Linked DNA regions of Mus musculus: region 1 is linked to region 2. Evidence: chromatin loops called from intact Hi-C (ENCODE). Cell type or tissue: left cerebral cortex. All regions are shown on one strand. Each heading gives the region's core, and the rest is flanking DNA. Links, peaks and the distances in the headings are about the cores only.

Region 1 (11,526 bases), core at 2,674-6,673, 270 kb after region 2:
CACCCTGGGAGGAATCTTCCTTCACTGAATTACAAGCCTGGATGTCTGCGTGTCAAAATAGAGTCAATGTGGTGGCAACTGCACTGAATCTCTTGAGGGGGTTGTGGGGTTGTGCTGGGATCAACGGAGAGAGCAGAGCTGAGCTGCCAAATTCTGCTTCAACAATGGCAAGTCCATGGGGAATTTCTGTAGAATTAGATATATTGCTGGACGTGAATAATTAAGGATTCTGATGTGGTCAGGTAGATTAATGTCCCTCTGAAAGCTCTGGATCAATGTTGGGAAAAAATAAAAGGCATGCATAATTTAAAAAAAACCATCAGAAACTTTGCTTGACATGATGACATTACTGATATTTTTATGATCTTCTCAAATATACTCTATAACTGTTATTAATTTAGTATCGTTAATAGCTCATCTTTCACATGTCAGGCAAAAACCAAAGCTGAAAAAGTAGAACTGCTTATGCCTGGCAAAGTCCAGGAGGTAGATAAGGAAGCTCCTATGACATGAAGCCCTTGAATGCTTTCTGGGACCTCCCAGCCTAGGTCTCTGTTAGTGCATAGACACTCTCTTGCATTGCTTAACATAAACTAGAGTGGCCAATTGTGGCCCATTTCCTAGACAAATATTGCCCTGGAATTGGCTTGACTTCTTGTATGGTCAAGTGACTGGGGTACAGGGAAGAAGCAATTAGATGCTCCAATGGGTCCTACAAACATCAAGACATCAAAACATCAATAATGCCCAATATCCACAAGTTCATGAAACAGTTAACTAACCTGTGATGCAGGCCACTTCAAAAATACAGATGCCTCTGAAAAAGAAAATATATCCAGCATCAGCATTCAATGTTGATGGATTGCTTACTAGGTAGCTGGTCGTATACTAAGTAGCTTACAAACATTTCTCATTCGATTTTCACTACAACCATAAGTCTCAAAAACTTAGACTTCAGAGATCAGAAGCAATCTATATAAGGATACACAGAAGTTAATAAAAGCAGAAGCAATAACTCAAGCCAGGTCAGACTCCAGCTTATTGGCTTATTAGGTGTCTATCCTTTGGGTAGGGTCCTTGTACGTTATGTTAACCTAGATGAGCTGTTTCTCTGCACAGAAAGCACTTGGTTCATCTAGAATAAGTGTGTGGAGGGATGAAGCAGTTAGAAGTGCAAGAAACAGCCTATACCTTTTCTATAGCAATAGTCCCTATGTCCTGTAAAATTCTGCAGCATTCACTATATTCTTCAAATGCCATAGTAGGAAGGAGACCACCCTCACACAAATCAAATGGTTCTACATACCCTCACTGCCTGCTGAGAAGATCAGTCTCAGGAGTAACTACTGACAATAAAGCTGGAAGTTTAGATTTTTCTAATGATAGCAAGTGATCAAATAAATTTTTTTAAGTCCAGATATTCCAGTAAAGACTGGATTTCTCTTATAGTGCCCAGGTCAGTGAGCTTAAAATCAGCAGCTGTGGAGTTCAGAGCTCTTTCTCCTTCTCTCTCTCTCCCTCCTTCCTCACCAGCCCTGCCTCGATTTGCTTGTGCATCAAAAAGTGCAGTTGTGTGTCTTTTTCTGGTACCATGGGAAAATGTAGACAAGTGTTTACTTACCACAAACAGTACATAGCCAATGACTTGGGAAAGTTATACCCCATGAGGCTCCCTAAACAACTTGCCAGCAACTCCACTGATCAGAGGTTCTCCTCTCCCTAGTAGTTGTTGCTTTTTACATAACCTTGGAGGGAAGCCCTTAGTGTCTTGTAAAGGCTCTGGAGTTGTCTGAGACTTGACTAGCACTGTTTCCCAAAGGACCCTTTAGTGCGGTGTCCTCTTGGGGACAAACCCAAAGGTAGTCTAAAAGAAGAAAGAGACTATACGACATAGAACCAAAATACAAATACATGTATTTACTCATCTGAAATACCCAGAAAAACTTGTCTGATGGATCAAATGATTCCTTAATACAAATGAGTCAACTGAGTTACCCACGTTAATACAGGCTGAGTAAGCTAAGCCCACTGAGGCTAAATTGCTCAGCTGCCTGGGAAGGTGGTTGGCTGTCTTTTCAACACACACACACACACACACACACACACACACACACACGCACACACACACACTTACACACACACATACAGAGTCTCCTACTATTAAATTAACTAGCTATTAAATCCTCAGTCCAATAATAAATCAATAATTAATAGCCAAGGCACTTGGTTCCATTTTCCTGTATTGCATTTGCCAGTGATACAGAATGGACAGCCGTGTTCTTCTTTTCCAGACATTGAATTGCCTACTCCCACCCTCTTGAGTATGAATATGTTCCTACCTCATTTGCATCTGATTATTAGTGCATTGAAGCTACAGTCACGTATATCCTCTTTATATTCACTGGAAAATTAAATTACAAAAGTTTTTCTACGTTGCAATTTATGTTCAGGCGATTGTTTTTTTGTATTCTGGCAAATATTACGGTCTCCAGAACTTAATGAATTCATGAGCATTGATTCCCAAGGGGGGGGATGGCATGCATACTATATTAGAAAACTGAGAAGCTCAGCCTGATGTCAAAATGTTTTACTTTCTCCCACCCGAGCCTTCCATACACTTGGGAAATCGTGCAGATGCCAAGCAGCTGATGTCTGTAGGCAGCTGTCGATATTGCCTACAGAAGTGGGATGTTTGAGGGGTACCCACAGAAAGCTATGCCTTTCAATGTATCGAGTGATGGATGCTGCAGGATCTAGGTATTTTTTATGCAATCTATTACTTTAAAGGCAAGTCATTGCTCAGTGTCAGTCTTCACTCCTGGCCATTCCCCAGTTCCCGAAAGCCAGAACTACTACCTCTACCAGTAATCAGAAGTCAGAAACTTGCAGCCTACTAATTACCTTCTGTAGTTCTAGCTTTTTTATTTTTACACCAAAATTTAAATATTTGGAAATTTCATAAAACAAGGTCTGTATTTCTATTTCCTTTAAAAGATATGGAGATACTTTGTCACTGAGAGGTTGTCCAGTGTGTTAGACATTTAGGGCTGTTAAGTAATAGCAATCAGGCCTCTTTAAATATTTTTGTTTCTCAGTCTAGATGATAGATTTTTGTCACCTCTTCCTGACACAGAGCACCTACGGCCCTTAAAATTTACCCAGCAGTGAGAGTATTTAACAGATTTTCAAGATACCATAGAATTCTTCCTCTTCTTCTTCTTCTTCTTCTTCTTCTTCTTCTTCTTCTTCTTCTTCTTCTTCTTCTTCTTCTTTTCTTCTTCTTCTTCTTCTTCTTCTTCTTCTCTTCTTCTTCTTCTCTTCTTCTTCTTCTTCTTCTTCTTCTTCTTCTTCTTCTTCTTCTTCTTCTTCTTCTTCTTCTTCTTCTTCTTCTTCTCCTCCTCCTCCTCCTCCTCCTCCTCCTCCTCCTCCTCCTCCTCTTCTTCTTCTTCTTCTTCTTCTTCTTCTTCTTCTTCTTCTTCTTCTTCTTCTTCTTCTTCTTCTTCTTTCTTTTTTTTAATAAAGGCACTTTTGGTGAGCTCCTTGGTATCCACAGGATGGGAACTGATTGGCAACAGTATCAACCATGTGATTGGAAGGTCACAACTTTGAGTTTTACTACCTAACCTCTCTAGGCAGGGGAGGCAGGCTGCAAGTTGCATTAATCACAGTAGTTGGTATTTTTTTGTCACATGCTTATAGAACAAAGCTTTAACGAGAGCCCCAAATAGCAGGAACCAAGGACTTCTAGATAGCAGAACACATGGTGATTCCTAAACAGTGGAACACCTCAGGGTGTAGACAGTTGTGTCTCTTCTGTTTGTGCCTTTATTATCTGCTGCTCATCTCTACACAGGGTAATATTTCCTCAAATGGATAAATGCAATTGCCTTAGCCCTTTTGGCCATTCTAAAAAATAAATCACAAGTTTTGTGAACCCCAAATTTATAAATTCTCAGTGTGAAATATGAGCCATAATCTTAGACTTGTAACCAACAGCTGAAATAGGAATGGACTCAACAGACTGAGTTCTTATTTTCTGGGTCCTGACTTTATCAGAACTGGGTTAAATTATAGCATCCCTGGAAAAGTGCCTAGTGAAAAAAATAGTACCCACTCACTTCTATCTCCCAAAGTGAAGCATTGTGTGGACATTGAACATTGATGTAGGCAACACAGACTTATTTTTCTACTCTCTTGAACTTAGTAATACCCATTGATTGATTTAATCAGAACCTTTGAACTCAAAACCTTACATACATCAGAATCACTCTTGAATTTACATCATCTATCTAATCTCTTTGTCTTACCTCACTGAGTATTTATCCTTCTATCCTTATTCCTCCTGGACAATGCCAAGAAAAAAAATGATGTGTGGCAGAAATCCAGTGATTAAGAGAAAGGTGGTACCCTGGGGTTTGAAGAAAACACCAGGCTCAATGTAGAAAGCCAATGTGCCTTGGCATGGAAGCTTTCACAGATGGGTTCCAGAGTTCTGACTTCTTAGATCTCGCTATAAGGCTTGCTCGAGTACCAGATATCCCTTTGAGCTCATAAAAATGTGTTCGTGCATAAACGTTGGCTATCAAGTCTTTACTACCCAAGGGGCCCACTTATGAGTAAAAGTGTTTTCCTCCTAGCAACAGACTTCAGAGAAGGTTCTTGTTTAGGAGAGTTTAGAACCACCAAGAACAGTGTGATGACCCTCATGACCTCACCTTTAGCATGGCATTGGTGGATGGTTTTGATGGGTGTGTGCTTATACCTGGAAGTACAAGGTTATAGTTCCATTTGAGTGGTGGATATAGACTGCCCAAGGTTGGTAGAGAGCAGGTGCCCTGGCAGAATAGGTAATCTGACTCAGAAAAGAAAATGAGCTTCTAGGATGAGTCAGCTTTGTGCTGTGATCTTCTTCCACCTCTCCACTCAAACTTCATAGCACACCCCATTTCCTTCCAGAGAACGCTGGATGAGGCAGAGAGTATTTTGAGGATATTTTGAGAAAGAAATCTGCCAGGGCATAATTTTTTACTTGTCTCAGCCTGGTGCATTGTAGGAAAGTGTCCGTGCTGCGAGTGGGTGTCTCTGCCTCCTCCAGTCTAGCACCATCTTGACAGAAGCAGTTATTCCAGAGACAAACCCGGAGAATACTCAGCAGTGTTGGGTATGACTTCTGTGTGGTGGGAGTAAGCATCCAACCTGAGGTTATGTGAATATAAACTGTGCTTGTATCTGCAGCCCCATCCTATCAGATGATGACTAATTGCTTTCACCTAGGAAAGCAAATCCTGCTTCACGATTCCAGTGAATCCTGGTCAGGAATAGACTGTGAAGAGGTGACTGTCTCCTAATGTCATATTCTATTTGTAATGCCACATTCTTTTTTTGCTCTTGGTATTTTGCAAAGAGCTCCCATCACTTACCTCTATCTCTGGTCTAGAAGACAACTCTCTCTCTCCAATCTCTTCATTACCATTTACTTCTTCATGTTTTAACACCTGATATAATCAATAGTTCCACCAACCCCCCTATCCCATCCCCCTCCCTCCCCTACCCATCCACCTACTCCTACCTCCCGCCCTAGCATTCTCCTACACTGGTGCATCAAGCCTTCCCAGGACCAAGGGCCTCTCATCCCATTGATGTCTGACAAGGCTATCCTCTGCTACATAGCAGCTGGAGCCATAGGTCTCTCAATGGGTAATCTGGTTGGTGGTTTAGTCTCTGGGAGCTCTGGGGGGGGGGGGTCTAGTTGGTTGATATTGCTGTTCTTCCTATGGGTTGCAAACCCCTTAATCTCCTTTAGTCCTTTCTCTAACTCTTCCATTTGGGACCCCGTGCTCATTCCAATGTTTGGCTGTGAACATTTCCCTCTGTATTTATCAGGCACTAGCTTCTCTGGAGACAGATATATCAAGCTCCTGTCACCAAGCACTTCTTGGCAACTGTAATAATGTCTGAGTTTGGTGTCTGTATATGGGATGGATCCTCAGGTGGAGCAGTATCTGGATGACCTTTCCTTCAGTCTCTGCTCCATACTTTTTCTCTGTATTTCCTCCCTTGAGTATTTTGTTCCCCTTTCTAAGAAGGACTGAAGCATCCACACTTCGATCTTCCTTCTTCTTGAGCTTCATGTGGTCTATGAAATGTATCTTGGGTATTCCAAACTTTGGATTAATATCTACTTATCAGTGAGTATATACCATGTGTGTTCTTCTGTGATTGGGTTACCTCATTCAGGACGACATTTTCTAATTCCATCCATTTGGTAAGAATTTCATGAATTCACTGTTTTTAATAGCTGAGTAGTACTCTATTGTGTAAATGTACCACATTTTCTGTATCCATTCCTCTGTTGAAGGACACCTGGGTTCTTTCCAGCTCCTGGCTATTATAAATAAGGCTGCTATGAACACAGGCAGAGGAACTAGTTATAGACAATAAAATAGGAAGAAAAACTTCTGACATGTGCTTACACAGTTGTCCATTATATGAATCTATTATTCATCTTATGAAGATATTTGGCTCCAGAATCCTTCACAGGAACCAAAATATCAATATTTTAATATCAAATGCCATAGTAGTCACATATAGCTTATATACATCCCCCTATATTCTCTAGATCTTATATACTTATAGATGACTTATAGGAAACAACCCAAGACAAATGCTGTGCAAATGATTATAATACTATATTGCTTAAGGAATAATGACGTAAAATAGGCACATTAATATATGCAGTCCTCATTGTCCATAATCCCTGGCATACAACCCATTTATAACAAAGGGCTGACTATATGTATACATATAAGTGTTTGTGTGCACCTGTATTTATTCAATAGATTACTCGGTGGACACATTTCCCTGGACTTCATGATTATTTCCTCTCCATGGCAAAAATGGATATGAGATTTCTAGGGTTGTAGTAGACATGATTGACTTTCAAAGAAAGCCACGTGGAATAGATGGTGGGGCAGAATGGCTGAAGGAACACAGCTGTGTGGCAATGCTTCTACTAGTGTTCTAGGGTTGTCTCAGCCCTAACCTTTCATTAGATTACCTGCATTATAAGATAATAGTCTGGGGGGACGAGGGAGATCATTCAGCAGTTAAAAGTATTTGCCATTCTTTCAGGGGACCTGAGCTTGGATCTTAGAGCCCACGACAGGCAGCTCACTACCTTTACTTACTCCAGCTCTAGGGCATTCAATACTGCCTTCTAGCTACTACAGATACACACACACACACACACACACACACACACACACACACATGCACTTAATAAAAGTATCTTTAAAAGTAGCTATTGGCTTTAGTTTTCTGTTTTCTAATGTTTGTAGGTAGATCTAATGCTAAGGAATGTATAAATTATATCCACTTTTATAGTGAGTTTCTAATAATATTGTCTCAGTCTGAATTGCACAATAAATTCTCTCCCTTACAATTCATATATGGGAGATCTAATTTCTTATGACTAAAAATGTACCCATTTTGAGCTCTCTTCCCAGTCTGGGGATGAAAGGGAAGCCCCCCACTGCCTTGCCCAGATCTACTAATGTTTACCTTCAATTATATCTGTCCCTGTATGCCTGTGTGGAGGTGTGTGCATGAGGATGCAGTTGCCATATGTCAAAAAAGATATCGGTTCCCCTAGAACTGGACTCATAAGTGGTTATAAACTGCATGTTATGTGTGCTGGGAACTAATTCAGGTCCTCTGTAAGAGCATCCTGAACTTCTTAGCCATCTCCCCAGCTGCAATTTTGGTGCTTTAACATCCACTCAATCTGTGGCTTATGGCATCCCTGACAAACTACCAGAGAAACATGATTCCTCCTAGTTGTAGTACATGGAGAACAGTATCTGACTCTTAAGTCTCTCACTATCCTTGAGAGGTGAGCATGCTGATAAGCTGCCTGTTTGTTCCCCAATGTTGTACAGTGAGCATAGTAGGCGATTTGCTTCCCATTATTATGAGGAACACAATCCTATGGTGTCTCTTCCCCCAGGATTGGGCAGTATGCACAGTACTGGGCTGTCTCTTTCCTCCTCATTGTCAGATAATGTGCACAATAACAGGTTATCGGTTTCCTTGCCATAGAGAAGCACATTTCACTGCATTGCTTTCTATTGAGTTTTCTACAATGGAGTTTTCAAATGTGAGTTCAGCGTGATTATGGAGGCTGTTCAGATGAGAAGAATCCCCTGGCTTTCAATGAAAATGCCCTTGAGTTCTAGGCAACAGAATGTTATCATTGAAGAGAGAACTAACAATAATACTGAGCCTGACATAGTGTTACTGTGTGACATAATTAAGCTCACATGAACTCCCTGGTGTTGCTGGTGGCTTGAACTCTTTGGTAGAAAGGCTTAGAAGCTGGGCCACCTGCATTCCCATCACCAAAGGAACCTGTTTTTAATGGGGTAAGGGATAAGCATCTGCATTTTATCAGATCCTATGATGGTTATTAAGAGTACCGTAGTCCAAGAGCTATTAGATTAGTCATCTGCAAAATAAAAATGAAAGAGAGGGGAAAAGGTAGAAATTTCCCCAATCGTAGAAGTTTTATTACATTACATAATTCAGTCATCATCCAAAGATACTAGTAAAGTTTATAGGTAAGACTTTTAGGTAAGGATTATAACTGAGGTAATAGATCACTCATTGTGTGAGGAAGTAGAGGCTTTATAGTATCCATTCTATAGAGAGACACACTGAGACTAGATAGCAGAAAGAGCAAATATGAGACTAGAGAGATGGTTCAGTGTTAAAGTGCACTTGTTGTGGAAGCATGAGGACTTGAGTTCAAATCACCAGCACCCATGTGAAAAGCCAGGTGTGATCGAACTTGCCTGTCAACATAGCACTGGGGGGCAGAAACTGAATGAAAATTTCAGTTCTCTGAGAGTCAGACTAACGGCAGATAAACAGCAAGCGTGTAGGTTCTGTAAGAATTCTCAACTCAAGGTAAGAAGGCATGAGCAACATGCGATGACACCCACATCCTGGTCTAGCTTCCACATGCATGCACAGCATATGTGTATAACACACAAAGACATGGACACACATAGTATATATATTGTTATGATTTTTGTGGATTTTAAGGTACCAGGGGATCCCAGAAGCCAGCACCACTTGGAATCCTCAGGAGGCTGCATGAGACTGTCTGTTCCCACAGTTTCTCCACTATGCAATATCTATAAGTGGATGGAGAAACAAACCCAGAAAGAGTCATAAAAAATAGTCCTTTGAGGAAGTTCTTGGTTAAATAAAATCTAGGTGATACAAGAAGTACCTAATTTCTCTCTTCCATTTAGATATTTAGCAGCTACTTCCAAAGAAGGGCCTCTGTTTTTAATCATGGAGAAGACCAGCAAGAAGGTTGCAATGATTGGAATTGATAGGGAGTGTATCCCATGATACACCATGTGTTTCTTTTCTATATAGGGTAGGAGCCTTGTAAGAATCAACTGAAAAGTGTCACCTCTATACAAACCAGCCCCACCCCACTTGTGAACTTCATGGATCCTAGAAATATGTATTCTTCCTTCACATATAGACACAGCAGTAAAATGGAACCTGGGACATGATGAGGCGGCCTTGGGCAGAAAAGCCACTGTGCTGACACTGTGGCATCTAGGTAAATTAGACCCAGCACTATGAAAGAGATAAATCTATCTTTTTTCTCTCTTTGACTCTTGCTGTGCCTGAAGCTGCTTCTAAAGTGCCCACAACATCAAAGAGTGAAATAAATAGTGAGGTGGGATTGTTATGTTCAATAATCTCTGAGAAGAAAATGAGGGAACAATAATTAGGCCAAAATAAACTTAGAGACTATCACATACAGACCATAAGATCTGTACTGTTGCAATCAACAGTTTGAAAATGTGACCCTCAGCATTACAATAGCCCAAACAAGAATGTGGTAAAACACATGGTTACAGAAAACAATGTGTATGTAATAGGAGAAATCAATTTTCAAAGAATGCTGGTTTTAAGAGGAAAAGCAGAGCTCAGCTTTTCCTGATGATGAAGCCGACAGGAATTCCTCCCATGGGTCTTCTAGAAGAAGACAGGGTGTTGTAAAGGAAGCATTCTTGGCAATATCCCTACGGTGACATTTGTGGGACTATTAATCTAAGCCTCTCACTGGCTCAGTGCCAAAGCACACTATATATAGAAAAGGCAAAGTGGTCTGGAAAGAAGTGGTTTTCAGGGATGTTCTAAAAAAAGGGTAACATTTAGGGTTCACAGAGTAGACTCTTTAATTTAGTGGGTAGGAGCCCTGTAAGAATCGACTGAAAAGTGTCACTTCTATAGGCACACTAAGGACTCTAGAGATGGCTCAGATGGTAGTGAGTTTGTCTTTGAAAGCATATAGACTTGAATTTTCTACCTTAAAGCATGGTTTGGTTTGCTTTTGCTTAATTTTATTTTGTTATTGTTGTTTTGTTTTTCTTTATACAAGTTTATCTGGGTGTGGTGGCATGTACTTATAATCCAACTGCCAGAGAAATGGAGACAGGCAAATCATTAGGGCTTGCTGGCTAGCCAGCCTAGTCTATTTGGCAAGTTTCAGACCAGTAAGAGACTCTAAAGCTGGAAAAAGTAAGAAAAGAGGTTAATGATACCCTTAGGATGCCTCTAAGTCTGTCCTTTGCACCACCTCTCCCCTAGTTTAAAATAAAATAAATTAAAAGAAATATTCCTATACTTTTATAATTACAGGCTTCTAGTCAATCCATGACCCTTACAGGTCATAAGAAAAGAGGCACTGCTGTTTGTCTTTTCTGGAGAAGACATGAAGTAGCTACACACTCAGAGAAATAATATAAGAATTATATCAAAGTCCAACTTGATAAACAAATTATTTTATTGAGGTTATTATAAGATTACAGATTAAGGATTACTTATAGCACCTTACTCAAAAGCAGATGCATTGCCATGAAGCCCATCTCAGATGCATCTTTAGAGCTTCTTGGCTTGAAGAGAGCTCATGTTGTGAGAGAGTCTCTTCTTCCAGCTGTCTTTACCTGAGTGTATAACCTTAGGAAAGGGAACCTGATGAATCTCACAAAGTTTCAGGAACTTCCTGAAACTTGTAAGTGATTGATGACCTGAACCTTATTTTATTCATGCTCTGTGTCTTGCACAGCCTTCCTCCAGGTTGTAATGTTTCATTTTCGAGGAAAATGACATCTACTAGACACCACAAATGGGAATGGTTTGCTTCTGTGGTTAGGGTGATGATTCCAGGAAGCCATCTGAAATGCTGCTGAACTGATAGATTAGGCCCTGGATTTCCTGTCATTAGTTTGTAAGTCCTTTACATTGTTTTCCTTTGGAAGCCTGGCTAACTAGTTGGAAAAAAAACGGAATAATATATAGAGAATCTCTATAGAATATACTTATCTTTCTTTATTCTTCCCACTAAGGGCAATGACTGTCCCTGCACGAATGCAATAAGACCAGAAAGAATCTAGGGAATGCCTCAGTTGACAGGTGATTACTGTGGAAGCATGAAGACCT
Region 2 (11,526 bases), core at 4,210-8,209:
CCCAAATGCAAAGGTCATAAGAACCTACAGTGGGCAGTAGGTGGTGAACTGTGCGCTCTCCACTTGTCTGTGGAGGGTGTGTGCTACAGGCTCTGGGTTCCTTATAACTCACCTAGTAGAATCAAACACATTTTACTTTCTTTCCAGTGGGCTTTCTTTTCTTGCTCTAAAGACAAATGGTTCTGTTGAAGGGATTGGTCCCAAGAAAACTATGAGAAAAATCCAGGTGTCTCCATCCAAGTTCCTATTTGACATCTTTTCCTCTCCTCCCTCCCTGCCGGCTTGTGGGGGAGAGGAGTTTTCACCTAGAATTCTCACAGGCATTCTTCTAAGCATCTGTTCTATGGCCTCTCTCCCTGAGAAGTGAATTAGTTACTTTTCTGCCTTCTATGATAAATGACTCTGACAAAAGCAACTTCAGGGAGAAAGTGTTTATTTCAGCCCAAAGACGGTTCCGTCTATCATAGAAAGGAGGTTCTGATGTAGGAGCTGGAGGTAGCCAGTCCTGTTATATTTGCAGAGAGTGCTGATTGCTTATGCTTGGCTAGCTTGGTCCTTCAGAAAAGTTATCTGATGTATTTATGCATGTGAGTGTTTTACCTGCCTGTTTCTCTATGTACCACATGCATGCAGTGCTTTTTGAAGGCCTAACAAATGTATTGGATCGCCTAGAACTGGAGTTACAGATGGTTTTGAGCCACTGTGTGTGTGTATGTGTGTGTGTGTATGTGTGTCTGCTGGGAACAGAACCCTGGTCCTCTGCAAGAATAAGAGCTCTTAACTACTGAGGCATAGCTCTAGCCCCATCTTGTTTCTTTGTATGCTGTCCAAGATCCAATCCCTGGGAGTGTTGGCGCCCACATTTGGGATGAGTGTTCTAGGCTCTATTAACCTGATCTAGATAATACCTTTTTGTGGGAACAGGTCTGAAGATGGGGATGAGTGGATGGAGAGTGGGGTGGAGTGGAGTGGAGGAAGGTGTGAGAGTCACATGATAAATACCTGGAATCAGATTCCCAGAGACCAATATCAGGGTGCATATTTGAGTTTATTGTCCAGTAGAAAAACTTATATGCAGTGTCTGAGTCAATCCCAAGTCCCTAAATCCCTGGCCAATCACATTTCACCATGTCATTACTATGCCCCAGTGAAAGCCCTGGCTGATGACGTAACTCAGAAGGAACATCATCACCTGTTAGGATTTCCATGAGGATGGAGAAAGCAGCCACCACCCTGGCCTTGGTTCCCTTTTGCTGTCCCACATGTGTTTTGGGAAACATCTTTGATGTAATATGCTTGGCAGACTCTCTGAGGAGTCGCAGGAGACTGTGGCACCTTCCTCTCTATCCCACTTTTTCCCTCACAATGTTGACTTCCACATCCCCCACACCTTTACAAACATATCAGGGACTAACTTAATCTAGATAACTACTTGCATATGTGCTTGGAGGCTTGTCTCCTAGGTGATGGTAGATCATATCAAATTGACAATATTAAGCCTTCTTAAAGATACACACAGGTTGATCCTCCTCCTGCCAGGTTGTCATAGACTTGGTTCCCAGACACTGATCTTCATCATCTCAGTTTCTTGAGATTAGACTTACTTATTACAAAGTTGCTTGCCAAGTGCAAGGACATCATCCTCTGTTGTGCTACACCAAGACCCCCTGAGTCACGGGTTACTGACCACACACATGTTTGTAGATGGGAAATAATGGCTGGGAAAGGTGGATTCTGCTAAGTTCACATGAAATAGGACATCGCGGAGAGTTTCATGCTCTCAGCCTCAAGAACGACAACCATTGCTGAGTCCATATTGTGTCTGATGTGTAGTTACAGAAATTTGTACTCAGGTCAGCTCTGTATGAAAAAGGGTGGGGCCCCAGGGATCCATCCCGTATACAACCACCAAACCCAGACACTATTGCATATGCCAGAAAGATTTTGCTGACAGGATGCTGATATAGCTCTCTTTTGTGAGGCTATGCCAGTGCCTGGCAAATACAGAAGTGGATGCTCACAGTCATCTATTGGATGGAACACAGGGCTCCTATTGAAGAAGCTAGTGAAAGTACCCAAAGAGCTAAAGGGGTCTGCAACCCTATAGGAGGAACAACAATATGAACTAACAAGCACCCCACCCCCCACCCCCAGAGCTTGTGTCTCTAGTTGCATATGTAGCAGAGGATGGCCTAGTTGGCCATCAATGGTAGGAGAGGCACTTGGTCTTGGGTAGATCATATGCCCCAGTACAGGGGAATGCCAGGGCCAGGAAGCAGGAGTGGATGGGTTGGAGAGCAGGGCAGGGGGAGGGTATAGGGGGCTTTGGGGATAGCATTTGAAATGTAAATGAAGAAAATATCTATTAAAAAAGGAAAAAGGGTGGGGCATTCTAACCAAACACACAGAGAAATGGATCATTATGTTGTCACTGTATACATTTTATGCCAGACTTCAGTATCATCCCACCTGATTGCTCAACAACAGATGTTTATTTGGGAAACTTCATCATCAATAAAATTGAAAGCTGGACAGCGGTCTAACTCAGTGATTTGGGGTAGAAGTTAGTATGAAGGAATATCCTGGTATTTAAGACTGTGCCAGATTGCAATGCTTTTGAAATCGGTTGTTCTCACAGTGCTTTCAGACTCCTGGATGACCTTTGGCTCTGCCTTGGGCTGCCCACTTAAGAAACCACTTTATCATGCCTCCATGTGATTGTGTTTGTGCAAAACCTGGGCTCAAAAGTCCTTTTAAATTAAAAGGGTTTTTAAAGACCCGAGAAGCAAGATCCTTGGAGAATAGACATCAGTTTTGTAGACTTCTGGTTCTCTTTACCTAGAGGAAAAGGTCATAGCTAGTTTGGGGTAGACTCTGATGATTTTTCAGAGAAAGTCACTGCCAGATGTTACTTGTGACTTCTGGTAGAAGTCACATCATATGTGCTAGCTAGCTTTTTGTCAACTTGACACAAGATAGAGTCATTGTGGAAGATATCATCTCAAATTTGAGAAAATGCTCCCACAAGATAGGCCTATGGGCAAACCCGTGGTACCTTTACCTGATTGATGGTTGATGAGGGAGTGACCAGCTCACTGTGAGCAGTGCTGTCCATACCTGGACTGGAGGTGATCCTGGATGCTATAAGAATTCAGGCTATGCAAGTCATGGGAACAAGCCAGTTAACAGCACTCCTCCACAGCTTCTGCATAAGCTTCTGCCTCCAAGTTCCTGCCCTCTTTGAGTTCCTGCTATGGCTTCCTTTAGTGTAATGTGTGAGTTCTATCAGACTGTAATATGTAATGGAGCATGAAAATGGCTGGAAGTCAGAAAGGGGATGTGATGATTGGGTCATTTACCATAGGGGTTCTTTGCCCTTTGCAAGAGATAGACCCTGCCATGGCCTTGAGATAGAAAGTACCTTCCCATCCCTTGACTAGGGAACTGGGTCATGGGTCTTTCTTTGGTCCAAGGGATGCTGGGAAATGTAAGAATGGAAGCAGGATTTTAATTTATGCTTGGACAGTTGATTCTATCTTCTGCTACATCCATGAGAAAATGCCCTAGCATACTCATTAGTTGCAGGAGAACTATGAGAAATGCATGGGTCAGAGGCTCCCCACTCTACCATAGTAATAGAAAGCTACCCAGGAATGGAAAAATCTGTGAAAGAGATGAATTCTTATTATTATTCACTGTTAATTATTTTGTGAATTTTCATGCAGAGCCCCACTTCCGGAGTTAGGGAATCATATTTCCAAACACTTCTCTCTTGTTCACAGAGATAGTCTAGGCATCTTCTGCATGCCAAACCTTGTTGAGACATAAAGGCTAAAGAGGTGACTCCCATCTTCAGAGGTGCTAGCATCTCTGTCAGTTGCTTTTCTCAATTCTGTTTCCATATATGTGATGAGAAATGACTTAAGACAGGGCTTACTTTGAGTTACAATGTTATTACTCTTACGGAAACACATTGCATCACAGTGGGGTGGGGAGGAGGCATGGTGACAGCAGTTTTGTGGGATGGGTAGCTTCTTACATTGCAACTTCATTCCAGCAATGGGACTAAGGTATTACACTTCACTGTTTTTTCAAAGCTTCTTGAAGAACAGAGCTGCCTTTTAAAGTCTCCCCAAACTTCCCAAATGGTGTCATCAGGAGGAGATCAACTACTCAAACCCATGTGTCTGTCTATGTGGAAGAGTTCACATTCAAAACCATAACACCATCCAGAAGGCTAATGAAGTAAATATTCCAGTCCCAGAGGGTGTCTCCCCTCAGCCAAACAGTGGGTGGAGCTTGGGGACTCTTATGGAAGAACAGGAGGAAGGATTGTGGGACCCTGAAGGGGATAAGAACTCCACAGGAAGATCAACAGAGTCAACTAACCTGGTCCCTTGGGGCTCTCAGAGACTGAACCACCAACCAAAGAACATACATAGGCTGGACCTTGGCCTCATATGTAGCAGATGTACAGCTTGACTTTCATGTGAATCCCGAACAGCTGTTGTAGGAGCTATGCCAAAAACTGCTGCTTATATGTGGAATAGGTTGTACTAGTTGGGCTGCCTTGTCTGGACTCAGAGGGAGAGAAAACAACTAGGCTAGCAGAGACACGAAGTGCCAGGGTTGGGGAGATACTATGAGGGACTTACACCCACTCAGAGGAGAAAGGGATGGGGAATGGGGGCAGGATTGTGGGAGGGCATGACTGGGAGGGGACAGTGAGTGAGATGTAAAGTGAATAAGTAAAGGAATAAAATTAAATTTAAAAAGAATGTGGGTGTCTCATCACAACTTCTTCATGGTAATTACATTCTTCAACTGACTGTGTTAGACAGATCTCCCAACCTTTTCTATGTTGGCATGTCTATGTATGTTGACTCTGGAAGCTCTAATAAACAGCAATAGAACTAGATGTTTGCTTTAGGCTCACACCTCCTCCCTGGACATATATTCTACACAAACTGACTAAAATGAGGGAAAGCTTCTGGTTAACCCTGGCTTTCACAGCAGCTCCCACACATTTTGAGGGTGAGTTTCTAAAACAGATCTCCATTCCATTTCTTCAGTCATGGGTGACAGAAGGAGTGGAGTTTGTCCTAATTAGTTCAAAGACCACCACATTCTTTCCCATCCACATGCTAGCTGTCAATCTAAATGAGGGGCAGTGTGTTGTGATCACCATGCTCAACTCTAGAGAGAGCTGGACCTGATGCTCAGTTTATCTGACTTTTCTGAGGACTTTGGGCATGCTGCCTAAAATTTCCCTTATGTTGCTGTGTTCTATAAGATGGGGATAATTTTTTAAAAAATGGGGATAATTTGTACTCCCAGGAGGTGTTGTGAGGGCTAGAGAAATTATACATGTAAAGAGCTGCCTTGTGCCCTGCTTGCTCTCTATTCCCAATTCATATGAAGGAGACCTAAGACTTAGTATTTTAGGATGTAACCTGCAAGTATACTTGATACCTTTGATTGGGGTAATTAAGTTAAAAATGAGTCATTAGAATGGGCTCCAATCCAATATGACTGGTGTCCTTAGAAGGCTAGGACCCGCCTGAGTACACACACACACACACACACACACACACACACACACACATACACCAGGGGGTAGAGAGAGTGAGAGCAAGAATAAGAGCTAGAGAGAGAGAGAGAGAGAGAGAGAGAGAGAGAGAGAGGGAGAGCTTTTTGAAACAGAGAACACGCTACCTGCATTTTAAGGAGCCTTAAGAGAAAACACTGCTCACAACTTGGTCTTGGAATTTTAGCCTTCAGAATGGTGAAAAGATAAATCTTTGTTGTTTTAGCCACCCAGCCTGTGGTACTTTGTTATGGAGGCCAGAGTAGATTAACACAGTGTCTGAAGCCCCTGGCATAGACCCAAGAGTGATGCCTGCAACCACCGCAGCTGCCTCCCTCCCCATGCCCTTCCTACTGTGGTCATTTCTCTTCTCCTCTCCTCTTTCCTCCCTCCTCCCTTCCCCCAGCCTGCTTTTCATTTCTTTCCTTTTTATTCCCTTGCTTCACTATAACTACATAGACTTCCAGTCTCCCAGCACGAAACAAGAGACCTGTGGTGGGGAACTAGTCTAAAGGGTATTTGTGCCCATATAAAAGAGAGAAGAAACACTCTGGCATTTTCTTGGGTGTTTACAGAAGTCACAGAAGAATAACAATCAGGTGAGTCACTGGGCTTCTCCTGATGGTTAGCACCCCAGTTAGGATTATGGGGTTTAGCTGAATTGGAATAGAGAGAACACAGGCTTGGAGTGGCAAATCTCTTTCTGTACTGGAAAACAGGAACTACTCGGTATGTGTAGGGGGGAGGACTGGGGGAATGAATCTGTCCTTCCTTCTATGGTTAGAATTCGGGCTTTGGGAGAACCTTTGGATTAATTCCCATGATCTGTATCCTTAACATCCAGAGACCCAGAAGCAAGGGCAGCAGTGGCAAGAGGGCATCGCAGGATTCCTGGGAGGAGATGCCCAGGTCCAGTATGCATCTTCTCTCAGTGGGAAGTTAGAAGAGTCTTTGGCAATCGACTTCCCTTCCAGAAAAGGCACTTTCCTCCACCAGAAAAAAATGAGTGTAATCAGTCTGGCTGGCTGATTTTGCGTTTTGAGATTTCCTGGATGAGAAGCTCTGTGTAAACCGTGGGCACTGTTGTTTTTTGTACCTGGCTGCTGGGCCAAGAGAGAAGGGAAATGGGAAGGCGAAGCTAGAATGACTCCTTGGCAGGCAGTCTCCTGGCCTCTCAATCATGTCTGCTGCTGCTGCTGTTGCTGCAGAAGGCTCAGCATACTACAGCTGCAGAAGGGGTGTGGGGCAGGCCAGGCCTGAGGTGCTGAGGGAGAAGGATGTAAGCTGTGAGGGAGCTGGAGGGTCAGCTGGCTGAGCTGCCCTTATGCATACTTCCACTGCCATTTCTTTGCCTTCTATGTGAGCCTTTGGATCTTCCTGTCATTTCTGGGACTCAGGTTACAGAACTGCCAGAATTCTGCTTTAGCAAATAATAGAGGGGTTCCATGTCAGGAGAAGGGCCACCCAGGAAAAGAATCCATAGAGAGGATGAGGATGAGAGGAGAGGGGAGAAGGGATAAGATGCAGATGAGCAGAAGCCAGCTCCTAATCTGGAGTCAGCAGAGGGCATCTTCCTGATGCATATTCTGTTGCCTCCCAGACCACTTCAAGCAGGAAGCAATGGCAGCTGTGCGGACAGGCTCTCCCACCCAATTGCAAGACTGGGACTCCTTGAGAACGCTCTCCTGACTTTTCCAGGTGATCTGCATTCCAGGATGCTATTAAGAAGAGAATGTTGCCTCTGAGCAGAGAGGTTCTGCAAGGCATAGACATGAGAGCAGCCCACCTCTTTCTTTCTTCCTTTATATTTTGAGCTTTGAGATGGGAAGAATCCTACTGACCTGAGGGGCTCCCTGGATGATGCAAGAGTTCTTCTCTATCACTACCGCCTTGCCACCAGACTTGAAATGCCACTGCAGGGAGTGATCTTGGCTGATTAATATGCAGGAGGAAGAAGCCATAAAGTCAAGTGCCTATAGCACTTAATGTGACTATCAGAGAAAGGCTGGCAACCCCCAAACCTCTGTGCCTGCCTCATTATGCATGGCTGCCAGAGGTTCCACCTTGCACTGCAAACAGAAGATTCAGGCATATGTGTACATATGTGGGGATCTCATACATTGGCCATTCCTTTATATTAACGCACATGCACATACACATACACATGATTACATGTAACAGTAGACCAGAGAATTGTAGCTGGTGTCTTCCAAGCACTACAGAAGGCAATTCTCTCAGCAGAAGCAGCTTCTCAAGGATCTTTTCCCTTTCCTGGGCTTAGCCACCTTCTCATGACCAGGAAGACTCAGAGAGTCACATATTAATGACTCTGCATATTAGAGAAGGCTGTGATAGAATCAAAATTATCATTTTATCATTCGTCAGTTCTGAAACACCCAATCTCATCATTCATTTAATAGTAGTTATTCCAGTGAAACTGTCATGGCCAGGTAGCTGGTGGTTTCTGGTCTGATCCGTGCCTAGGCATAGGTGCTCCTCCCCTTAGCTGCTGCCATCATCATCATCATCATCATCATCATCATCATCATCCCTGTCACTGGAGTGGGAGATCTCTACAAAACTGATACTGTTTTCTCATCACAGAGCTTAGTTTCCATCATCTATCAGGTCCCTATTCTCTAGAGAAATCTGGAGATGCTAATGTGTGAGGAGTCAGGGGATGCTGTAAGAGGCAGTGTCCCTTACTTGTGGTTTGGAATTGGCAGCTTTGAGGTACCTGCTGTTCTGGGTTGTGTTCTGTGAAAGATTAAAAAACAGACTTCATTTATTAACCACAAAATCCTCTCTATTCTTTTAAGTTTACAAAATCTATCTTCAGACAGGTATAGCCCCTGGTGGCTGATGATGATACACCAGAGTCTTCCCAGTGCATACATAGATGATGCCAGAGTCTCTTCCCAGTGCATACATGAATGACTCCAGAGACTCTTCAGTCTTCCTCATCTCCTGGGATTTCTTAGAGAGAAAGGTTACTATTTTATATATTATTAATGACTACAGACATCAATACCTTCAAGACAACTATTGGAAGAATAAGTTCCTCTGAGAGGAGAATACTAGATACTCAGTTTTGCCTCTGACCATGGGCTCCAGCTTCTTGGAGTACTCCATTGATTGATTTATGTGTTGCCATTGAGACATCAGTTAGAGCTAGGGGGTGGGGTTCAGGGAAGTCAAGAACTTTCCTTTAGCTGTGTATGACTTAGTACTAAGTACTTTGCACTCACAACCAGGATTTGCCAAAGGGTACAGGGCAAAGAAAAACGTCACAGAAAAGCAGTGTGGATTCTGGCAGGTTTGGTTTGATGTGTGAGGGACAGTCCACTGGTGATAAGTAATTCTTACTCATTACACGGGAAACTTGGGGGCCATGTGCCCCAGAGACTGCTTACCTTTAAACAGACTGTTTATATTTTTCCTGCTTCTATTCTAGATGAAGACACCTAAAGATGATATGATATGACTTCCAAGTCTAAGCTATTTTCTCACACTCAGCCTGGCACATCAAATGTGAACATTGAAGAAAACTTGGGGATCATTAGAGGGCCTGATGGCTCCTCAGAGTCAACAAAGAGCTGTCATAAATAGAGATTGCTAGGCACATAGCCAGGCATCTAAACCCATGTGCCTTGGGAGGCACCAAGGTCTTTTTTTCTTTTGATTTATTCTTTGCTAACATCATCCATGAATTTTAGAGTATATCTGCCCCCACTTCTCCCTCCAATTCTTCCCAGATCCCAACTCATCTGTTTTCCAACTTAATGTTCTCTTCTTCCTCATCCTGTCCTTCACTGAATATGATTAGTGAGGTTCATATACACATGAACCCATCCTCGGCAGCATGGGGAACTTACCAGGGGCCACGTGGATTAGGAAAACCTCTCTTCCCCAGTGTCCACCACTGGGGTGGTCCTCAGATAGGGATGGGGACTCATGAGCCCCCACCCTGAAGCTGGAACTTTGCTTGGCTTTATCTTATGAAGGTCTCATAAAGGAGCCACAGCTACTATGAGTTCATGAGTATAACAGCCCTCTGAGCATGTGCAGAGATATTATTTTGCTGTAATCTTTCCCAACTTCTGGTTCTTACAATCTTTCTGTCTCCTCTTCTCCAATGTTCCCTGAGTTTTTCTGCATGTGAAGAGGCAGTGATGAAAGTGTCCCATTCAAGGCTGAGCATCCCTCAGTCTTTAACTCTCTGTCTGAGAAGTTATGAATTTCTAGTACAGAGCACGTTATTTTTATTCTCTGGGAAAATGCACTCTCTTGACATTTCAAAATATAAGGAAAATTAATCCCTAGGAAGGACTTATTTGGACAAAGTAATATTAGGAAGAAAATTGTTTTGTTTTTGGTCCCCCAACTACTTCAACCTGGAACCTCTATAACAATTTTGTAAAGATGGTATGTCATCATGTAACCCAGGCTGGTTTTGGACAGAGATCTGCCTGCTTCCTCCTCTTGAAAGTTGGTATTAAGGATATGCACCATTCTCTGGGTGGTGGTGATGCACACCTTTAATCCCAGCACTCCTGAGCCAGAGGCAGGCAAATCTCTGAGTCTGAGGACAGCCTGGTCTGCAATGTGAGTTTCAGGGAAGCTAGGGGTACACAGAGAAACCCTGTCTCAAAAACCAAAACCAAAACCAAAACCAAAACAAAAACAAAAACAAAAACAAAACAAAATAAAAAAGAAAGAAAAACCCGAAACATCATTAACAAAGAAAGACATGCACCATTATGCCTGGCCTTTAATAACAAAACTTTATTTATATGTATAACTTCATGTATAGATGCTCAGTAAGCGTAGTAGCTTGAAGTATTGCTTTAGACTCAGGAGGGATGCTGCAGCAAGTGCATAAGACACAGGCAGAGGTGAATGTGGATGCTCATTTATTCCAGCTAACTTAGCTTGTTCCTCCTGTTCACCCCTGTTCCTGCAACCACTTTGAGAGTTACCCTTTTCCCTTCATTCTTCCTCATGTGTCATTTATCAACTCCTAGCTACCCTACTGCATGCCATCACATCTTGGCCTGGTGTCTTGTTCTTTATTCCCCTTGGAGACCTTCTTTCTCCAGGATACAGTTCTGGAGGTTTTTTTTTAGTGCCTTTCATAAACTCCATACAGGGCTATTTCTTCTGCTTTGTGTGGTGTTTCTTGATCCTGTTACACACAACTTTCCTATCTTCCCCTTGTCCTCATTTATGATTTCTGTATCTCAGAAAGATACAGCAGGATATGCCCGAAGACTCCACGGAATGCTAGCGTTTTAGGCATGGAGACTCCACCCTTTAATTCTGCTGTGGTTTTTACCCAAAGGACTAACATTGTTACTTCTTTTCCTGGAGCTTCAGCTCCTTTTACAAGGGTCTTCATCATCCCCCATGCATCCCCCCCACTCTTCTTCTCTCAAAGATACAAATTGCATACACAGATGGTAATTCATGGGAGAGAGGGAGAGAGAGAGGGAGGGAGAGAGAGCGAGCAAGCGAGCGAGAGAGAGAGAGAGAGAGAGACAGAGAGAGACAGAGAGAGACAGAGAGAGAGACAGAGAGAGACAGAGAGAGACAGAGAGATACAGAGAGACAGAGAGACAGAGAGACAGAGAGACAGAGACAGAGAGAGACAGAGAGAGAGAGAAACACTCTCCCTAACGTTCCTGGCTATATTTCCTCTGCAGCTCCTTCATTCCTATGCTGGCATGAAGACACCTTTAGAGCTCTGTGCATCAGATTTCCTTGCATTACTCTTCTCTGTGGTGAGTTCTTTCTCACTGCTACATTTTACCTGCATCTCAGCACAACACAATTTGACTTCCTTTAACATACCCTCTTGCTCTTACCACTCTTAGGCAGTTCAGGAGAGGACTGTGAAAGTCAGTTCTAACCCAATGCCCCCTCCTGACCAAGATGCTTAA

What was found. Peaks named below come from ENCODE experiments on the same cell type or tissue, not always from the same donor. Only the 100,000 strongest peaks of a DNase experiment are listed, where the experiment ranks them.
Region 1: it touches region 2 in a loop (7-fold over the local background); 2 of 42 quality-filtered maps call a loop at or near these places.

Annotation. Positions count from the first base shown.
Region 1 is chr14:71,722,284-71,733,809 of GRCm38, reverse strand. Gm34819 (a long non-coding RNA gene) reads right to left here. Exons shown (of 3, transcript XR_383575.3): 2 at 783-817; 3 at 12-186. Among named protein-coding and RNA genes, the nearest start is that of Gm34998, 42 kb to the left of the region's middle. In left cerebral cortex, for the core only: no CTCF peak of the experiment used is centred there; a DNase peak (open chromatin) is centred at 5,081; H3K27ac peaks cover 1,784 bases.
Region 2 is chr14:71,997,700-72,009,225 of GRCm38, reverse strand. No RefSeq gene overlaps it. Among named protein-coding and RNA genes, the nearest start is that of Gm35079, 39 kb to the left of the region's middle. In left cerebral cortex, for the core only: no CTCF peak of the experiment used is centred there; DNase peaks (open chromatin) are centred at 5,916, 6,346, 6,659, 7,200 and 2 more places; H3K27ac peaks cover 1,192 bases.